2 separate regions of the Homo sapiens genome follow, and region 2 is linked to region 1. A link is an interaction called in ENCODE POLR2A ChIA-PET data of the cell type or tissue named here. Cell type or tissue: B cell. All regions are shown on one strand. Links, peaks and the distances in the headings refer to the core of each region. The heading gives the core; the rest is flanking DNA.

What was found. Peaks named below come from ENCODE experiments on the same cell type or tissue, not always from the same donor. Only the 100,000 strongest peaks of a DNase experiment are listed, where the experiment ranks them.
Region 2: POLR2A ChIA-PET joins it to region 1 with 7 read pairs; 3 of 35 experiments call an interaction of 5 or more read pairs at or near these places.

Annotation. Positions count from the first base shown.
Region 1 is chr13:31,959,603-31,970,389 of GRCh38, forward strand. No RefSeq gene overlaps it. Among named protein-coding and RNA genes, the nearest start is that of FRY-AS1, 67 kb to the right of the region's middle. RefSeq lists an enhancer at 6,103-6,212. In B cell, for the core only: no CTCF peak of the experiment used is centred there; a DNase peak (open chromatin) is centred at 6,259; H3K4me3 peaks cover 441 bases; H3K27ac peaks cover 2,808 bases.
Region 2 is chr13:32,036,829-32,047,615 of GRCh38, forward strand. All of the region lies in intron 1 of FRY (FRY microtubule binding protein), which reads left to right. Among named protein-coding and RNA genes, the nearest start is that of FRY, 10 kb to the left of the region's middle. RefSeq lists an enhancer at 9,664-9,958. In B cell, for the core only: no CTCF peak of the experiment used is centred there; no DNase peak of the experiment used is centred there.

The DNA of each region.
Region 1 (10,787 bases), core at 4,241-8,240:
ATAGAGAACATCAAATTCAGTGCACTCATTTTACAGATGAAAAACTGTAGACCTACAAAGACAGTTGACATGGAGGGTCTTCTGATTCCCGTAATGTTCTATAGCATCATCCTTCATGAGATCATCACAGAAACCTAGTTTAAGAACCTCTGGGTCATTTTTGTATGCATGAAAAGTGAGAAGAAAATGATACCCACACCTTCCTGTGGGTCCAGAGGCCAGCAATCCATGCATCAACCTGTGTTTATTAAATACCCACATGCCCTCTGCTGTGCACCAGATATTGGTGGGCAGGGCTGGTGTGTGAATTAAAAAATACACGTCAGTCAGACTTGGTGAGACACTTACTCACAGGTGAGCCTTAGCCTAGTGCACAGCATCAAGACCTCAACTGGTTTTATTTTGCAGTCCATCCTTAAGAGAGAAAAAGTCTTTCTTTGATGAAAATAGCCATTAGGTGCAAAAGAGGAGATTTTAGTTCAAGGTATTATAGCTCTAGCTGAAGGAAACACACAGGAAATGTGATTCTCCTCAGAGATGTGATCCAGGAGAAAACCAGGATCCTAAACATTCCTTTTTGAGGAATATGTCTCAGGAAATATTCCTTTTGAAAGGTAAGGGTCTACCAAATGGTCACCATCCTCACAGACAGATTTGTTACAACTCCCATTTCACAATGAGGAAACTGAGGCGTATGGAAAACAATCTGTTAAAAGTTAAGAGAACAAATTTGAAACTGGGTGAAAAATTGCAACTTCTTAGCTTTAAGTTCTCCTTTACCAAATATTCTCTGAAGTTTATTCCATTCTCATGTTAAAAAAAATTGTAACCAAAAGCAGCATTACTACTATGTATCTTAGTAGTTGAACAATAAAGTGCATCATTTTTCCCACACAGATAATAACCAAATTCTTATTTAAAAATCAATTAAGAAACCTCTAATTAAAGGGGCAGTGAATGGAAACAGTAGACTTGGCCTAAATATGCTTGTGGAGCAGCTGGGGGCCTGCATCTGTCATGGGTAAAATACTTTACTCATTTGTGGGAAGTGGGTCCCCTTTTGTAGGTTGTCAGGGCTCAATTTAGTCCCTGAAAAAGATGTCACCCTATTATTTTATGTGGTCCTCAGCTTAAAAAGGTGTCTAACTGTAAGTACTACACCTCTAAAGAGAGATGTTAGAAATAATCACTGCCTTGGAAAAAAGATTCTAATAAAGCAAATTTTAAAAACAAATACAAAGCCAAATTTCTCCTAAGCACAAGAGTTTGAATATGTAGAAGGTCATTTTATTTGTTTTTTGTTTGTTTTGTTGAGTAGTAGAAGGAAAAGATCATATGACTTCATATAACCCACATGGCATCTGGGAGCACTTTGCTCTTAAAATTTAAGTAGATTGGTCAAGCTTCCATTCCATACATAGTCTCAGGCTCAATCCAAAGATTTTTATAACTTTTCAGGGACATGGGTCCTTGTGCTTAAGTTTCTGCTCCTGTGAATGTTTTGTTTGTTTGTTTTTCCTTTTTTGGTCGTTTATGATTTTTTTTCCCGGATATTGTCTCTATTCTGTACTGTGTGTGGGTTCAGAAATGAAGTTCACCTTCTTGCCTTGATTTCTGCAAATAAAAACTCAACCCAATCATAAAAGCCTCTGTATGTGTAGTGGATTCTACTGGATGTCTGGAGAGACAAAAAGAATTCCAGAAGTAGATATTCATTCAGCACAAACAACTTTGATTTAACAGCAGAGGGCCCTATTCTTGAAAAGCCCTCTCAACCACCCTCCCCTTCAAGATTTCTTAAAGCGTGTTCTACCAGTATTCAACCTCTGGCCATCAAGATGGCTCTTTTTTCCTTCTCTTCCATCTTTCCTTTCAAATTTCTTTTTACCGTAATGTCCCCAGAATTTTATTTTCTTCTTCCTCGATCATATAGAGCATATCTGCTCTTTCCAGCCTTACTCCCAAGCCCTTCTTCAGACCTATCATTGCACATCTGAAACCAATCAAGGTACCCCTCATAAACCAAAGGACCACCTGAGACTGCTCCCTTTCAGCCCATGGTTATCATAAGGGTCCATGAGAACCATCTGCAAATCTTGTTAAAATTTCAGATGCTGGTTTATCAGGTTTGGGGTTGGCTGAGGAATATGTATTTTTAATAGTCATGATTTGATTCTGTTAGAGGGATCTTCAGCTTATTCTTTGAGAAACTCTGTAGTCTAACAAGACTCATCCTCTGCAGAAGGCAGTTGGAGTCCAGAGAGCATTTTTTTTCTCTTTTGCATATACGGTAAACCTTAGTCCAAACAGAGCCCTGGAAAATATGCATGGTGATTGGAGTTAAACATCCCTGCATCATCCTGTTGCTCAGACTATCTTGCTTACCAAAGACCATGCTCTTTTTAGAAGCTCTATCAATTAAAACTTTGGTACACTCATCAGGAAGGGATAAGACTCATATTTCTCCTGTCTTAAGAGGATTTCTCTTGCTATGAAAATGGTTGTATTCACTTGAACAGGCACAGTGACTGGTTTAGTTAAGGGACATAGAAGATAAAACTTGTTTGGGGACAACCCAGGGAACTTAAAGGATCAGTGAGCAAGACTATCTTGTTAGCAGAGTTCCACATTATTTTATATTTTTATTAATTAATAGTTTGTGATAAGTTCATATGTTAATTTGAGTAACAGCATTACTCAATGAGGGTAGCTTTTTTGCAACTCATTTTACATTATAGCTTTGTCCTTTTTGAAAAATAATTTAATTACAAAAAATCAGAAAACTGATTGGAGGGTGATTATCAAGTGTATAAATTATCCATACTATGAATTGATAAATTTCCTTATATAAATGCATTTTAAATTATTCATTTTATAAAAATGAGATGTATGCTTTTCAGGAAGATATCAACTCTTGTGTGAATAAATAAATATCTGTATTATTCCTAAGAAGTTTACTGTCTTTTGGCACGCTTCTGTCATTTTTCTGTCTTAATTATTAGCTCTTTGAATAGAAGAGCTAAGTTTTCTATTTTTTTCCTTTCCTTGACACATGTATCCAGTGATTTCTGCCCACAGTGGGTGCTCAGGAAATGCTGATGCCCTTCATCCCCATAACTATGTTATATTCTCCTCCTTCCATTAATAGTGTGTGAATCTAACTAATAATTTACCCACCTAGTGTGCCCTGGATTCTTCCTTCTAAAGTGGGATAAAAATAATAGCTGATCCCAGGAATGTCTACCATCCTAAAGACTCCTGGAGTCTAGAACTGCATTCCTGAAGTAGTTCTCTCATCCACTGGTAGATTTTCTGTAACAATCTGCCTTTTTTTTTTTTTTTTCTTGATAGTGTCTCTCTCATGTTTAAGCTTTTTTCGGAATCAAGCCCACATTCTTCAGCACGGCATTGAAGACTCAGGAGCCCTCCCAGTCTGGCCCCATGCACAGATGGAAGGCTTTCTTTCCTGGTCCTTATCCTTCTCTGCACAATACTCCAGTCACACCACACCATGGACTGCTCTCTGACCCTCATGGCATTCCAGTGGCGTTATGCTCTCATACAGCCTTCCTCATTTGCCCACCTTGCTTGTCTCTGACTCATATTCTATTCCAAGGCTAAGCTCAAATGTCATCATATCTCTCAAACTGTCCCTCACACTCCCACCCCCACATGATTTAGTTGTATTCTGCCTTTTGTTCCACAGGTCTTTGTACATCATGGTATTATGGTGTTTAAGTCTGTACATATGTATTTGTATTGCCATCCCCAACCCAGGCTCCAAGCCTTCTGAAGGTAGAAAACTGTATCACATAAATGAAGAATGAATGAATGAATGAATGAGTAAATATTTAGCCTATCTGTCTGAACTGCCTGCTCTGTCTTAGCCATTGGAAACATGCTTAGAACTAAATCATTTTCTAAGAAACAATAGTCTTCCTTAGTATTAATTTTATATTATTTTTCTCTCTTCTCTCCAAGCCCTTATCACTTGGATTCTTGCTATTTTACTTTTGCTTTAAGATATCCCTGTTGTCTTATTAACTACTTTGAGTCCTACACAGATTTATGTAAGTGAGAAATATACAATATCCTATGTACCTCACCTGAGCTAAATAAAATCATTTTCCATCAAAGGAAGCATCACTGTTTTCACTTCTCTTTTCCTTACTATATTTTGGATAAAGATGATGTAGGCTTTTCATGCGCCAATCAAGTTGCATAATGTTTTTGAGTCAGTATTATTTACCAATTTATCTTGCTTCTGCATATATTGTTGGCTATGATTATATGACAGTTTCTCTTGTCTAACACACATTTACAAAATCAAAATTTTCTAATTCTCTTTAGTTTTGCTGGTGTCATTATGTATGCCATAGTTGCAAAATTGTGTTTTGTGCAACAATATAGAAGAATAAAATACAAAGGATGAAAAGAGACTCAACAAGGAGAGATAATCTTAAACTTGTCATAAAATAAAAGTGAATTTCCTAAAATTATTAATATGGTGACAAGTATATACAAATTTTGCATTAAATAATTGGGTGTAAATTCTTAACCCTAAGAAAGCTTATTGAACGATGGCTTTTTGATGTATGGAATGGATTGTTTACCAAATGAAGCAACATAACAGATATCTCTGGAATAACCAGCTTTACAGCTGACAGCAAACTCCTTAGGCCAAAGACTTTACATGTTTGGCACATTGTACTTATTGTACATCAGTGCTGTTTAAATATTTAATAGCAGTTGCTCCCATACCTATTCCTGGCTGGTCTAGCCTTCCTGACTTGTCATGTTCGTAATCAAATATGTATTTCTACATTAATCATTTGGGGTGTGGTGCCACTTTTAATCCCAGGTGGGATGATGCCATCTTCTGAAGGCTTGGTTGTGCTCTGGGTGACTAGAATAAAGATAATTAGCTATGAATATCAAACATTACTTTTTCTTTTTCTTATTTAAAAATATGTTCCTTTTTAGAGATAGATTCTTTGCGGAGTGAGTGTATTTTTTTCTAAAGATGAAGTAGTCACTGTTTTTGAAAATACTCTAGGACCTGGGCTTCATCATCCAGGCTTTATAACTAATGACGTGACCTGACCTCTCTGGTCAGTTTGGTTATCTGTAAAGAAATCCTCCTGGGCTAATTGCAAATGTTTCCAGCCCCAGAGTTTTAGTGTTATTGCCTATTTCCAGTTGTAATATTTGTGCTTATTTACTTAGAAGAAATAAATTAGTTTACTTTTAATTTTTACTGGGGAATGTAAAAAAAAAGTGCTCCTACTTAAATGTTTAATCTGTTTTGTGATTTATTTCTTTAAGGGGAATTTACCCAATATTCATTATATAGAAAAAGAGTCATGGCAACATATGAGAACTCCAAAGCATATACATATAGAATAACCTAGCTATTTAATTATGTAAATTTTAAAAGAAAAACAAAATGTAGTGATAGAAAAGAACAAAATCTCTTGGATCTGGAGAACAAAAGACTACTAATTGTGTGAACTGTGACCCTTGGGTTCTTTATCAATTAAACAGGAATCTTTCTGTTTACCAGAGAACAAGAAATGAGATAAAGACATGAAGATCCATTGTGACTGTGGACACTACGATAGGGGAAAAGTTTCTTTTTAAAAAAATTTTAATTGTTGTGGGTACATAGTATATGTTTATATTTATGGGGTATATGAGATGTTTTGATATGGGCATACAATGTGTAATAATCACATCAGGGTAAATGAGGTATCTTTCACCTCAAACATTTATCCTTTGTGTTATAAACAATCCAGTTATACTCTTTTAGTTATTTTTAAACACACAATTGAATTACTATTGACTGTAGTCACACTGTCATGCTATCAAATACTAGATATTTTTGTGTAAAGATAGTGCTAACAGACTGATGCTTTGTTTTCTGGCAAGGGGAGTGCCTTCATCTTCATCCACTCACACTTTCTCTCCTGACCTCTCTTCTGACTTTTGCCACAATTTCCTTATGTCTGGCCACATTTGGAGTTACCATTTTTGCTCATGCAAAACAATATTTGTTGTTGTTACAACAACACTAATCAGCCCACAGAAGGATTTAATCGTTATTTGTTTTCATTAATAGCTTCTTCCAGACACCCAGGTGTATCTGCCAAAAGTGAAGTAGTAAAGGCCCCATGAAAATGCTATACAAACCCTTTTAATTTTACTGACTTTGACTTCCTTTCTTATCGGGGAATTCCCAGTCTCCGAAGTTTTGTTTATGCATGCTGCAGTTTCCAAGGGTGACTGCAGTGAACTGGAAAAGTTCTATTTGAAGCCACTTTCACTTGTATGAGGTTAAACAGTCATTCAGAGAAGTGAAGCCCAGTTAGGTTTTTCTGCAGGAGCACCTGAAGGTTCTGCTTACACTAAATCTTTGGAGTTAGGTAGCCTTCAACACCTAACAGCAACTACTGTGCTTCCCATTACAATTATTTATGCCTATGTTACTTTCACATTTAAATTATTAGTATTATATATCAATGTGTAGATACAATAGGGATAATACCCAGAAACATATAAGCCATGTGCACAATTTTTCTTTTTCTTTTTTTTAGAGACAGGGTCTCGCTCTGTCACCTAGGCTAGGGTACAGTGGCACAATTGTAGCTTACTGCAGCCACAAGCTCCTGGGCTCAAGTGATCCACCCACCTCAGCCTCCTGAGTAGCTGGGACTACAGCTGTGCACTACCACGCTGGTTTTTTTTTTTTTTTTTCTGTAGAGATGGGGTCTCACTATGTTGCCTGGGCTGGTCTTGACTCCTGGCTTCAGGTGATCCTCCCACCTTGGTTCCACAAAGTGCTAGAATTATAGGCATAAACCACTATGCCCAGCCCATGGATGCTATTTTTAAATGTGATGTTTTATTTATCTCTCTAAATATCTTTAAAAATGAATACTTCTTCCAAGGAGTCCCTGAATACTAATTTTGACCTTTCCATCATCGACTAAGATCATCTTTCCTTATCTAATCTTCATTTTTGTGTTAGTAATACTTGTAATTTTTATTGTCCTGATCTTTGCTCCACATTTTTCTCCTCATGACTGTAATTCATAGAATCATGCAATAAATCATTTATTCATTCTGCAAACACTTTTTGAGTACCTATTACCTGCCAAGCACTGGTCTAGATCTGGCTCATAAGTATTGAAGTCTCCTGCTATTGTTATAGAGCTAACTGTTTTTTCCTTCAGTTCCATCAGTGTTTGCTTCATATTTTTTGGAGCTCTGTTATTTGGTACATATATGTTTATATTTTTGGGGGGGGTGTGGTGTGGATTGATCCTTTTATATTTTGGGATGTCCTTTTTTGTCTCTTATAACACTTTTTGATTTAAAGTCTTTTTTTGTCTAGTACTAATATAGCCACCACTGCTCTCTTTTTGAAGCTATTTGCAGAGAGTAGCTATTCTCATTCTTTCACATTCAACCTGTGTGTCCCTCCTAGATCTAAGATGAGTCTCAGCATATAGTTGGATTCAGTTTTTTATAAATCCATTAAGCTAATCTATGTCTCTTAATTAGGGAGTTTAATTTATTTAAAATTAAAGCAATTGCTGATAAAGACTTGCTATTGCCATTTTGTTATTTGTGTTTTGTAAACCTTATAGCTATTTGTCCCTCATTCCCTTTTGCCTTTCTTCTTTTGTGTTTACTTGATTTTTTTTGTAGTGACATGTTTTGATTGCCTTCTCATTTTCTTATTGTATATTCTATTTTCCTAGTGGTCACCACGGGGATTACAGTTGTTATTTCATCAAATAAGCTCTCTGTCTTTTTCTCTATCTGTTCTCCTTCTGGAACTCTCATAATGCCTATATTAGTCCACTTGATGGTGTCCCATAAATTCCTCTGTTTCTGTTTATTTTTCTTCACTCCTTTTTCTTTTCTTAATCAGATAATAATTTCAAATAAGCTATCATCAGGTTTACTCATTCTTCTGCATGTTCAAACCTGCCGTTGAACCCCTCTAGCAATAATTTTTCCTTTTTTTTTTTTTTTTTTTGAGACGGAGTCTTTCCCTGTCACCCAGGCTAGAGTGCAATGGCGCGATCTTGGCTCACTGCAACCTCCACCTCCCAGGTTCAAGTGATTCTTCTGCCTCAGCCTCCCAAGTAGCTGGGATTACAGGCATGCACCACCACGCCCAGCTAATTTTTTTTTTGTATCTTTAGTAGAGATGGGATTTCACCATGTTGGCCACACTGGTCTCAAACTCATGACCTTGTGATCCACCCGCCTCAGCCTCCCAAAGTGCTGGGATTACAGGCATGAGCCACTGCACCCAGCCTCTACCAAGTTTTTCATCTCAGTTATTGTGTTTTTCAACTCTACAATTTTTGTTTGGTCCTTTTAAAAACTTTGTTGACGGTCTCATTTTGTTCATGCATCGTTTTCTTGATTTTATTTAGTTGCTTGTCTGTGCTCTTCTTTAGCTCATTGAGCATATTTAAGACAGTTGTTTTAAAGTTTTTGTTAAATCCAAGGCCTGTGTTTCCTTTAGAGTCAGTTTCTTGAGATTTAGTTTGTTCCATTGAGTGGACCATGTTTCCCTCTTTTTTGTATGCCTTGTGACCTTTTGTTGAAAATTAGGCATTTGAAAGAACAGCCTCCTCTCCCAGTCTTTGCAGACTGGCTCTATGCAAGGGAAGACCTCCAATAATCAGCTTCTCATGATATCTCAAGGTCCTTTCAGATTTTTTCTGGAAATGTCTCTTCCAAGGGCCGGCACATGTGCTTTCCCCTCCAGTTTCCCTCTATACACAGATGCTTTAAATGCTGTAATTTCTCTAAGAGTCTCACTCTGCTTCTTCTCAGGGCCTTAGATGTTATATTGTATTCCTCTGCCCATAATATTTTGCCCACAGGTGCAATCTCCTTGCAGCTCAAAACCCAGTACTCCTGCCACTACTTTCAGCAGCCTTCAATTGATATTTAAGTTATGCTACTACTCCCTTCAGTGCTCCTAGTCAGGTCAAACAGAAACCAGTCCCTTGGACAGCTGCCAGACAAGCCATAAGATTGCAAGCAAGTTCCACTCTTTTTCTTCTTCCCTGAGAGAGGAAGTGGGACTGGGTGGTATACCGTGCTATGTTGGGGAGTAAGGTGACAAAACGTCCTGTTGTCAAAACAATGGGACTCAAAAGTTTGGTGTTCTTTTGTTTTTTTAGGTACTCACTTGGTTGCTGCAGCTTCTTAACTGGTTTCTAGAGTTCCTACAAGGCTACGTTGGTCCCTGGGTTTCTCTTTATATAGTGTTTCTATAGGGAAATGAGGGCCTATAGCTTCTAGTCTGCTATCTTGCTGATATTACCCTTGCTCATAAGTAACTCATAAATCAGGGATAAAGAAAGATATATAATGAGAATGACATAAACAGTTTTGTGTTTAGAATAAAATAACTCTTAAGACTAAATACTCTTGTACAAAAAGAATAATAAACTTCAGAACCAAAGAAACCATTAGAAACTCCTCACATATTAGATTAGGCGAGAAATGGTAAAGGCTTAAACTAAGACAGTAGTACATACTCAATAAATACTCAGAAGGTGCAATTCAAAGATTCAGTAGTCTATTGGAAGCATTGGCCAGGGATGTGAAGATGGAAGAGATATGGAATAAAGAAATAGACGAATAGGTTCCATTAACTCTGTGATTTTAGATAAGTTACTTAGCCTTTGTGAACTTCAGTTTCATCATCTATAAAATAGGATGGTTGTGAAGGCTAAAAGGATAACACATTTAAGTGCCTAGTAGATAGTAGGTAACTAATAAATGCTAATTTCTTTTTTTAAATATATCTACCTCTGACCAACGTATCTAGATTATGCAGTTTATTGGATGATCATGCTACTCACTGAAATGAAGAATAGGGAAAGCACAAAACAATCTTTTAAATCTTTGGGTTTTTTTTTTAACTCCTGTGCTTCAGTAATAATACACATTAGACAGGTTCTATATAAGGAGCTGTTTGCATTTTTGTTTATCTCTCTCAAACCAACTGTCCCAAGCATCTTAAAATTATTATCTGATTCCCAGAACATTCCCCTTAAATTGGGCAGTGTGCAAGGTCACTTTTTGCACTCTGGTTGGCTCCAGGCTATTCAATAAATTTGGAGTAAAGTGATAAAAATAATTTCAGTCTCCTAGCTCTCAAGCCAATGTTTTGTTATCAACTCTGAGACCTTTTAAGAATTCTGTGAGAATCTTCTCCAAATGGCTCTAATTTGACAGATTTACAGCCATGTAAATATATATGTGCATTCATGATGACAGTTTAAATGTTGTAAGTAGAGTTTATGAAAGGAAAATTGAAAAAGGAATTTCAAATAGCCCCCTTTTCCCCATTAAGGCACTGACCGTTTTATAAAATCATGCTTGCATAGGCTAAGATTCACACTGCTATCAATACTAGGGAATGTAAGTTTTCGTGCAACTGCTGTTTCATATGGACTGTATATCTAACTTAACAAATCATAATGTAGGTTTTAAAGAATGAAACGAGCAATTTTAAAACCTATTCTAGTAACATTATTTTTAGAATAATCAGGATAATTTAACTCTTAATAAATAATGCAAGAGTTATGATCTATGCATCAAATTTTAAAAGATCGTAATTATGTATGCAGATATTCCATTCTGATAGGATAAAAATCTATTGGTTTATAAAATGTGAAAGCTCAGAATTTGGGATAATTCAGGCCTCCAGCCAGGGAGTGATGTGAGCAGTTAGTACAAGCATACCCTGG
Region 2 (10,787 bases), core at 2,313-6,312, 75 kb after region 1:
AGTCCAGGTGATAATTGCATTGTTTGTTTTAATCACTCAAAGGACCAAAGGATAAAGAACACTGTGAGGAACTTAGTGCTTTATAGGTACTTTCATTTTTAGTTTTGTTGGCTGATGTCCCTGCCAGTTCTTAGCCTTCTTCACCCTCTCTCCTTCCCTCCCTGCTCTTTGTCTCTCTGTTTCTCTCTCTCTCTGTTTTACACACACACACACACACACACACACACACAAACACACACACACGTGCTGGAGAGCACCATCCCCTCAGCATAGGCCTATTTGAAAGACCTTAAGTGTTCACAAGTCTTTTCCGTCTATTGCAAACAATACATAGACAGTTCTGTGCCCTATGATCATTTGATTAAATGTATATAGACATTCACAAAATAGGATTATAGTAATAAGGCACATTTCTTCTGTTAGGAGTATTTTATGTGTATTTTCCCTAGTTTCAAAAGTAAATAAAAAAGCATGAATGATGTTTACTTTAGAATGGTAGTTTGCTTGCCTTGCTGAGCGTTCTCTGATATATTGTTTTTCTGTTTAGGAAACAGTAGCAAATTCACTAATTGTCTTTAGCAGTGAGATCAGGGAGAATATTTCCAGGGATAATGGAAATCTATCTATAATTCAGGTATCTCATTTACTTGATAGCTCTGGCCTGCTCCATCATAAAATCATGTACAGGACTGGCAGCACCAAGATAAATTTTGACTTACTTGCCTGCTCTTGAATGCTGCTTGATGAAGTCCCAACAAGAATTGAAAGAGAAAAGCAAACAGCAGTAGGCAAGAAGAGATGACCCGGATAATTTTACAATCTGAGAACAGCTGAGACATTTGAGAAAGTTGCCAATATTTAGAGGTTTCAACTGATATAACATGCAAAGATTCTCCTATCCTACCCTAAACAGACAGCTGTTTCAAAACATTTTAATACCCATGACTCAGTAGTTTACTTTTGGGTACAGTTTAAGGAGTCAAATAGGTTACATATATCCTAATCGTCTTATTAGTAACTTCCATATTTCTGAGTCTTATGTGATATTAACACTGAACTGGTGTCAGATGTGAGTTTGGGCTAATGAGAAATGACATTTTACTATGTTAGGGGCTGTTCTGTAGACTAATAGACAAAGATATAAGCTTTTTATGCAGGTTCTGTTACTGGTACTAAACCTTACATTTATTTAGTGCTTTGTAGTTTGCTCAGCACCTTCAAACACATTACCTCATTTGACGAGTGAGATGCACTGAGTATTAATTAGCTAGTTTCTTCTTAAATGCTCCTGGTTTAGAATAAGACTTAATTCTTCCTAAGTTCAGTTTGTGTGGCATGAGATACCCACATGGCATCATGTAGGTATATTTTGAGAAGTTTCAGATCAGATTTAAATGAACAAATAATAATCTTCGTCCATGGTATTTACCTTCATGTAGAACTTTTAAAAAATGCAATATAGCTTGGTATTTATCACTTAAGAAATACAGAGGTAAGTCTGTCCAAAAACATATGTATTACGATTTTCCGAATTTATTTGTACCCTAGAATTTCTCTTAGTCCTCTTTTTTAAACATTTAAACATTTATAATTTTTCTTAGTGCGGTGCCTTCTGGAAACCATCCACCATTTGCACACTACCCCAGTGCAGAAGATTTAGCAAGTAACCAGTTCCTGGAAACGCGAATGGCATTTGTGGAACAAGATAAGACACAACTTAACCTCATTTTCTTTCATACTAATGTCTTTCATTTGATAGATGCCATTCATCATATTCCTTTTAACATTGCTCCATCACTGAACTGCCAGCTATGTGAATAAGAGAATGCTTTCTCTTTCTTTGAGCTGAAAAGGTTGCATCTTCTAGGCTTGGAGAAACAATGGGAATGGGCTTTTCCATAAGACCATCTTTACTTACCTTTCAGTGCTGGATTATACTGCAAATCTTACTACCTAAGCATTAATTTTTCTTGGTTATTGCTCCAACATGCAACAGTGTCAGAGAAGCAAGGCAAGCACTATTTAATACCTGTTTACTGAGCATCAACTAAGCACAACACACACTTTGTTTTGGGAGCTTCATAAATGCATCCCACCTGGATCCTTCATCCAGGCTCTCAGAGCTTCCTTTCCTTCCTTGTTCGATTCAGAATTCAGTTACATTAATGCAGAAGTTTCCAGGACTTCAGGGATCCTAGGGAGAGGTATCCAATGATGTTTCAGAGACAGAGTAGGCCCTAGAAAATTTTATTGTGGGAGAATGTGTTTGATAGATTCTGTTGACTTTAACTTTATGGATTTGTACTTTCACTACATCAGAGAACCATCAGAAGTACAGGCAATGGTCTGTAAGAACAATTTCAAATATTTCTTCTAGCAGATGGCTGAAGGAGAAGAGGAAATGTAAGCTATTTACCCTGGAACACTTGACCAGATTTCAGAATATGGGGCAGCAAGCATTTCAGACAGGCATTCCTTACATTAGAAAAATGTGAAGAGGAGTTGCCATGTTTATCAGAATTTTGCAATGGGACAAATTTAAAGCCAGTTGTCTTTCATCCTGAGTGGTTCTCTCACTCTTCAAAATACTTGGGTGATTACAGAGAAGGGCTATGTCTGTCTGTCTCTCTCTCTCTTTCTTTCTCTCTCTGTCTCTCTCCCACCTCCCCCCCCATACGTGTGTGAGAGAGAAAATAAATTATATATTTCCGTAAGTTAAATTTAATGATCAGATATCTCACCTATATTCTTACACTTTTCTATTTTTCACAGAATATACAAGCACAGGCATTTAAATGTTAGTCACCCAAAACTCCAGATGCTAAGCAGTGAAAGTTTATATTCTGCCAGCATATCAGACTCTGTAATGAGTCTGATTTGGTTTAATTCCTTTCTACTGTTTAGTCATTTGATGAGCTGCAGATGGAAATTTAAGCCAAAGCCATAACATTTCAGCTAATACTTTTTATGCTGCTGTAAGAATTTGTTGTCATGTCAATTTAAGAGAGTTGAAATCTTTTTTGAGAAGGCATTCAAATCTGCATTAAGTGCTTTTATCAACTCTAATTTGATATACAACTCTGACTGCTTCTGCTGTTCTTAATCAATTGCAAAGTGCAAAGTAATTTAGCAGTGGAAGACAGCTTTGCAATTCCAGGATTTCTCAGCTAATGCCATAAGCACAACATTATGGAAATATACAATTAAATTTACATTAAAAATTTTTCCTATGCTTAAGAAACACGAGGCCAACTTCTTTGAGTTTAGCCTTAAATAGGTAAATATGTATTTTGGCAGCCATGAAAAGAATAGGGTATTAGATTAACTAGGGCAATACTTTGGTAAAATTCCATTGGAATGTTATGTTTATGCAGGAGAGATTTGGCCAATCAATAAGATGGTTTATTTTGTAAGTCAAATCAATAAAATGTTTGAACTGTATAAATACAAGATTGGGTTTTTCTTCTCTGTTTTTCTGTTATTTTTCTGTGTGTGACCTTGGCTTTCTCATTCTCTCATTTTCTTATACGAAAGGAACAAACCTGACACTTGTCTGTCACTGATTAATGTGAAGGGTTTTGAATACTTCCACTGAAAAATGAGGTTTCGGTAAACATCATGATATTCATCAGTTATTTCTCCTGCACCATTAAAGCCAGACTGAAGGAGACTGAGTTGTACATTATTGAACTTGACTGATAACTGGTGGCTGGATCTCAAGCCTAACTTTCTAAGGTTGGTCAGCTTCTTGGACTGGCTTGCTTTTCAGTATTCTGAATAAGAAGAAGTTGTCACACTACACAGCCTATCAGGTTCTTTCTGTTGTTACTTTTTGCAGTTAAATCACTGTATATCTAACTCAGTAAATCTGAACAGGATTGTCTCCAATATGAAGTGCCAGTATTCTTGGTCTGGACACAGGCATGTTTTTTTTTCTATAAAGTGAGATATGGTGTTTATGGAAATTGCTGGCATTCTGAAGGTTTTTAAATATATGATGATACAGCTAAAGGATACTCTCCTACATTTCAGTAGATATCATGTTTCAGTTAACCCATGATGAAATACGAAAGGTCATAAGAATGCAAGAGGCTGTTAGAAAATCTGTCTGAAACATCTTTGGTTCACCTTTACTTAATGCCTACAGCTTAGGTAGAAAGCTCTGTGACAGCATTAAAGAATTTTAAAACGAAAAAGTTGCTCTAGGTGAACAGATTGCCTATGAACATAGCAGACTGTAACCAGTGAGTTTACAACTCGTGTTTACAAGTAAGAGCACCAATTAAAAGACAAATTGAAGTTTTTCTTTTTAAAAAAGTCTGCTTTTCAACTTTTAGTTTATGAACACTACATGTTTAACAAATCTCCCCTAAAAATGAGGGCTTGCAATTGAATGACAACATGGACTTAGCTATAGTATCACTTGTTCTAACACCCCTAAAATTAATCTTCTGCTTTTTTTTTTTTTTTTTTTTTTTTTTTTGAGACAGAGTCTAGCTTTGTTGCCCAGGCTGAAGTGCAGTGGTGCAATCTGGGCTCACAGAAACCTCTGCGTCCTGGGTTCAAGCAATTCTTCTGCCTTAGCCTCCCGAGTAGCTGGGATTACAGGTGCCCGCCACCATGCCCTGCTAATTTTTGTATTTTTAGTGGAGACGGGGTTTCACCATGTTGGCCAGGCTGGTCTTAAACTTCTGACCTCAAGGGATTACAGGCATGAGCCACTGTGCCCAGCCAGTCATCTACTTTCTTAATGAGAAATTCAGCTTCCTTAGGGAGTTTTGAGGGTCACACACTGAGTGTTTTGTTTCACTTTCCTCATGATTTGGTGGTGGCCCTGAGGCCTGTTGTCAGCTTCTCTTCCAGGTTGAGGGTGCAAGACAACCTGTCTCGCTTCTGTTTTACTTGATTGAATACAGCTGCGAGAGAATAGGAAAATCAGAGATGTTTTTGTGTCTTGCCTGCTGATTTTATGTTTCATTTATAAGAAACCGCCAGTGCTTATCATTACAGGAAAGCTAATCCTAGTTCATGCCAATTGAGAGATCAATTTTTGAAGGTGTTTGAAAACCTGGCCCATTTTCATCTGGCAGAGTAAACTACTTTGTTCTCAACTAACAATTTAAAATGTTTGAACTTTAAGAAAGATCAAAATTATAAGTGAGAATGAAGATTCTAGCACATTTTAAATATCAAAAAATCCATTTTATCTTAGCTTCTTTTCCTTTATTTTGTTATCTGTTTTGTTAACCATGTCAATCCTTAGCACCACTTTCTAGAGGGGAAGAGGAGTGGACATTTAAATTATATTGTCTACCATTAGTCAACCACTTTATGAAAAGAAGAAAGGAAGAAGGGAGGAAGGGAGGGAAGGAGGGAAGAAAGGAAAAGAATCAGAGGGAGAAGAGAGAAAAAAATACAAACTGGAAATGATTACTGTAGGATTTTGAAATCAGTGACTTTCATTTCTAAATCCCTTGTTACTAATCAGAATTCAGTAACATGCTACTCACAGGTTCAGTGTTATGGTTATTACATAGAACATATTTTTTCCATTTAGTAATTTGAAATGGGTGCCATTTTAGTATACTTTTGCTATAAATGATAGAATAACCTCATAAGGGCTGAAAGAGTAAAGACTGTTAATTAGCTTGCCCAACCCACAGCCTGGAGATGGGACTGTTAATTAGCTTGCCCAACCCACAGCCTGGAGATGGGAGGTTCCAGGTGGGCTTAGAAGCTCAAAGACCTAGACCATCCAATCTCTGGACTGGTCACACTACATGATCACAGGATGGCCACCTCAGTTCCAAATATCTTTGCTTCACTTAAGTCAGGAAGGAAGGAGGCCCAGGTTAGGGCTTTCTTGTAACAAGAAGATTATTTTGATAAAGGTCTCAGCAAACTTCCTCTTGCTTCTCTCTGATAGGAACTGGGTCATATGCCTACCCTTAGACCAGTCACTGGCAAAGTTGAATGGAATAGCCAAATTGACTTAGATGAATCATGGTTCAGGCCCTGGCACTGGGCTGGGTACACCTTTTGTGAGACAAGGGACTTATACCTGCCACCTGAACAAAACAGAGATTCTTGTACCAAGGAAGAATGATAGGCAACTAATAGTGCCATTAAGTAAAAACTACAATGGTATGTATTAGTCTGTTTTCACACTGCTGATAAAGACAAACCCTAGACTGGGCAATTTACAAAAGAAAGAGGTTTATTGGACTTACGTTTCCATGTAGCTGGGGAGGCCTCACAATCATGGAGGAAGGTGAAAGGCACACCTCACATGGCAGCGGCAAGAGAGAGAATGAGAGCCAAGTGAAATGGGTTATCAAACCATCGGATCTTGTGAAATGTATTCACTACCACGAGAACAGTATGGGAGAAATTGCCCCCATGATTCACTTATCTCCCACCAGGTCCCTCCCACAACATGTGGGAATTATGGGAGTACAATTCAAGATGAGATTTGGGTGGGGACACAGCCAAACCATATCACGGTAGATGACTATTATTAGAAACTCAACATCTGTTGTTGTATAGCATTGCATTAAGGGCAATAATAATAGCTGATCTTTATAAGCACTTATGAAGTGTCAAGAGCCGCATGAAGTGCTGTATATGTATCATTTCCTCTGGTCTTTACCATGACACTGTTTTACACATGTGGAAAGATGAAGGAACCATTTGTAAGTGATGGAGCTAGGATTCCAACCTAGACTCTAGGATAAACACTATATTATGTGGCCTCTCATCGTCATTGGCAAGATAAAGATATTGGCTACCAGCAGGTGAAATTGATGAACCTCTAGTGGGAGTAGAGTTATATTGATATGTACTTCCTAGCAAGTTACCACAGAGATATTTGTCAAAAAGCAGCGGCAAAGTCTTGAAAGTAGCCCCCACCAAAAAATTCTGTATTGCTTTGCCTTCAGTTTCAAAAAAGGAACACTTCCTCATGTTTTCTTCATTATACTCACTCAAAAAGAAATGGAGTCTTTCTATTGCTTTAAAAAAGAAAGCAAATTATAAGAAATAATATTTTTAGATCAATCACTTGAGCCCCTTAAGATTATACCCAGGCCAGGCACAGTGGCTCACACCTGTAATCCTAGTTCTTCAGGAGCCTGAAATGGGAGAAGTGCTTGAGGCCAGGAGTTTGAGACCAGCCTGGTCAACACAGTGAAACCCCATCTCTTTTGTTTTTAAATAAATTTTAATTTTAAAATAAGACCAAAAAAAGAAAAAAAAGGAATATGTAGGTCTATTGAATTATGCTGTTAGGTTAAAATTAACAAGTTCAATATTTATTTGTTTAATGCTATCCAACAATAGTAGATGAAATGCCCTTAATATTTCCCTTAGATACCAAAAGAAAAAAATGTTTTTCTGTTTTCAGATATTTCCATTTCATGTGGAAATAACAGTATTTTCCAGTAAGGTTTATATTTTAATCTTATTGTTCAGATTTAGCTATTAATTTGAAAGGGCTTTATCACTGACTCACTTTCCCTATTTACAGCCTCCCTAAGCTAGGTATCGCAATGGTTAAATAAGAATAGCTAGCATTCATGAAGGACTGCCATGTTTCAGCCACAGTGCTAAGCACTCTCTCATTTAAACTTCCTTACATCCTATTGAGGCAAATACCATTTTGTAGAATAAAAACCAAATGCTAATAAAGAAATAAGAGACATTCACAATCAGTAAGTGATGGTGCCCAGATTCCAATCTGCTTCTGTCTCTAGAGCCTCTCTTCTTGTTGGCAGCCCAGTTAGAGCCACTCCCGCCCCACTTTTCCTCTGCTCATTTCCCACCAAAACATCTGAAAGAGCCAGATGCTTGCTTGCTTGGCCTTCAGTGCAAGCTTCTGACTGCTATCCCAGTTGCTGGGGGAACTTCTGGAAAGGATTTTCTTCCTGGAAATAAGAGAAATGCATCTTTTGCCACCCTGATAGACTTGCTGCTTCCAGCCTTTGGACATAGTTTGTGTAGGTGGCTGAAAAACAAAATCAGAACAATCATCTGAGATGATTTTAAGCTGAACTTGAGCCAAGTTCCTGCCCTTAAAAGAAGAGTGTCAAGTGAAAAAGATCTATATAAATCAATAATTGCAGTAAAATATGACCAGTAATCAATCCCATGCAATGTTAATTGTGTATATGTGGGTAAGAGTGACTGTTATTTGTACATTATTATACCCGCTGGCCCCTAAGGCCAATTTTCACTATTTTTTCCCCATATTGCTGATATATATCTCCAAAATAGGATATTTTCTTATCAACTTGCTGAACCTGTGACTTCATCTCTCTCCTCCAGGACCCCTATAGGGCTTAGTTCTTCATCAGTAATGCTGAATTTCGCTATTAGTCAGTCCTAGGCAAGAAACTAGACTTTTTTTCAACCCTTCATTGTTGTTCATCCAAATTGCTGCTAAAACTTGTCTTGTTTTCTTCCTCGAATGACATCTCCCACATCTGGATCTTCGTCACCATCACCTCTGCCAAGGCCTGGTTCCAGGTCTGCATCACCTCCCATCTGGAGCACTCACAATTCCTTCTCACTGGCTATCTGCTGCTACTGCCTTTCCAGGACAGTCTTTCCTAGAAGTCCTTCCCATAGCTTTGAACGTTGATCTCCACCTTTTTACTCTTGTAATTGTGCATCAGCCTCCATAGACAGGGATTGCATGACAAATGCTTTTGGTGTCAATGGTTGCAAGCACACTGAATAATTAAAATTTCATCGTGAACTGGGAGTGATCATCTAAATTAATTTCATTGGCGATGTATATGCAAGCCATTTGTTTTGGTAGATTCAAGAGTTCTGTGGGATGCAGAAATGGACTGAATCTTTGACCTGTAGCCTATAATCTAAATACCAGTGATATCATTGGAGTATTAGTCACAGTCATTGGCCAGAGATGAGGTAGGAGTATTACTGTGGTACTACAAACACAATTTAAGTTAAAAGGAATAACATCTGCTACTCTATATTTTTATGCTGGCGAGATTCAAACAGGCTAGATTTGACAAGGCATAATGTAGAAATTGAGGAAAGGCTTGCTGAAAGTTAAGACCAAAAGCTAAGTATAATGCTCTGGTTAATATATTAAATGAGCTCAGGCAGAGGATACAACTACTTATGAAGTGTACACACTCCAGTGATGGAAGACCCACTCAACAATTCTCAAGTGTCCCTCGTACACAAAACAACAGCCATCAAACTGGCCCAATGAGCTCTTTAAATATCATATTGTTCTGCCAAACAAGGCCCTTGTTTTAGGGAGTGACTAAGAGACTGTCACTTCTTGGGCCAGGAGAATGAAAATGCTCTTCAGGCTCTGGGAAAAGGATAGAGATAAATTGTGGATACTGTTCCTAGGACATCCCTCTCCATTTCAGTCTATGTCTGACTGGCCTGTGTTTTATACTGCAAGATGACAACTCAGCTGATTTATTCAGCTCTGTGTTTTCCTGAAGTTCTTGCTATTGACCCACGCAAGAGACAGAAGGTTAGAATCTATCTTCTTTGTGGACAGTGCTAAGTTAATGCCAAAAGATCTACCCTAGCCTGATGCTGCTGGGGCTGGCAAAGTTATGTGAGCTCAGAAGTTGAGACCAAGCCTCCATCTCCTCTACTTTAAGTGGAAAGTTAACACAGTCTGGAAGAGTCAGCCAGGAGTATCAGCCCGTTTGTGTTAACTTGCTTTTATTTTTTCTTGCTGAAAACAGAAGTGAATTACACTCTTCACTGAATCCTGCTGCAGAGGAAAATGATGCAACACTGGTCACATGACACAAAGATAAAAGGCCCTTTATGCAAACCTAGTTCTTTATTGTGTTTCCATGTAAGGAGAGGTTCAATACCCACACTACAAAGCAACACAGAATTGTTGCTCTTAATCTTGGATCTTTCTCTACACGGAGAAGCCATGATGTTTTACTTTGTTTTTGTCTCTTTTTAAATTTTTCTGCCTTTTTGACCACGAGATTCATTAATTTTTATGTAATACAAAATATAGAAAGAAATTATGTAGGCTCATTTGATTTACTTTTGACTAAACAAGAGTTTTTTCTGTGCAATTTGGGACTGTTACGATCATGTGCTTTGTCTCAGCCATATACTTGCTATGTGACCTTGAGCAAGTTACTTAAATTCTGATTCCTAAAAAAGAGACTCTACCTGATGTGTATGAGCTGTATATGGGTATATATGTATATATAGAGAGAGAGAGAGCTACATAATCATGTATATCTCTTTAAATAAATATGTTTATCTATATATACCTACTCCTAGAGCCATAACAATTAAAGGAGTTGACATTTATGAAGTGTTTAGCATATTCACTATTGTACTTGCTCAAATAAATGGTAGCCATTGTTATTAGTAATTTGCCTAATTAATGCTTGTCTAAATCCCTCTGTAAGTTAATGGTTTTGTCATGTTGGCTCATTGCCAAGACAGTATGACCAGGAACCAAAGAGTCTTGGAGCTTTTTTGTGACATCTTCTTGACTTGAGGATCTGAACTTTACCACTCCCTAGAGAGGATATTTTGGTAGCAAAGTACATTTCTGGAACTTCAGAAAATTAACCATCTAAAGATATCCAAGATAGAATGTGTTCCTTCTAAATTCAGAGCTATGTATGATGGCTGAAAATATAACAAGGCATTAGCGTATGCTACAGTTGCAGCGTTTTCTTTTTCCTTTTTGTTTTTCTTTTTTTCTTTTCTTTTCTTTTTTTTTGGGGGGGGTGCAGAGTTTCACTCTTGTTGCCCAG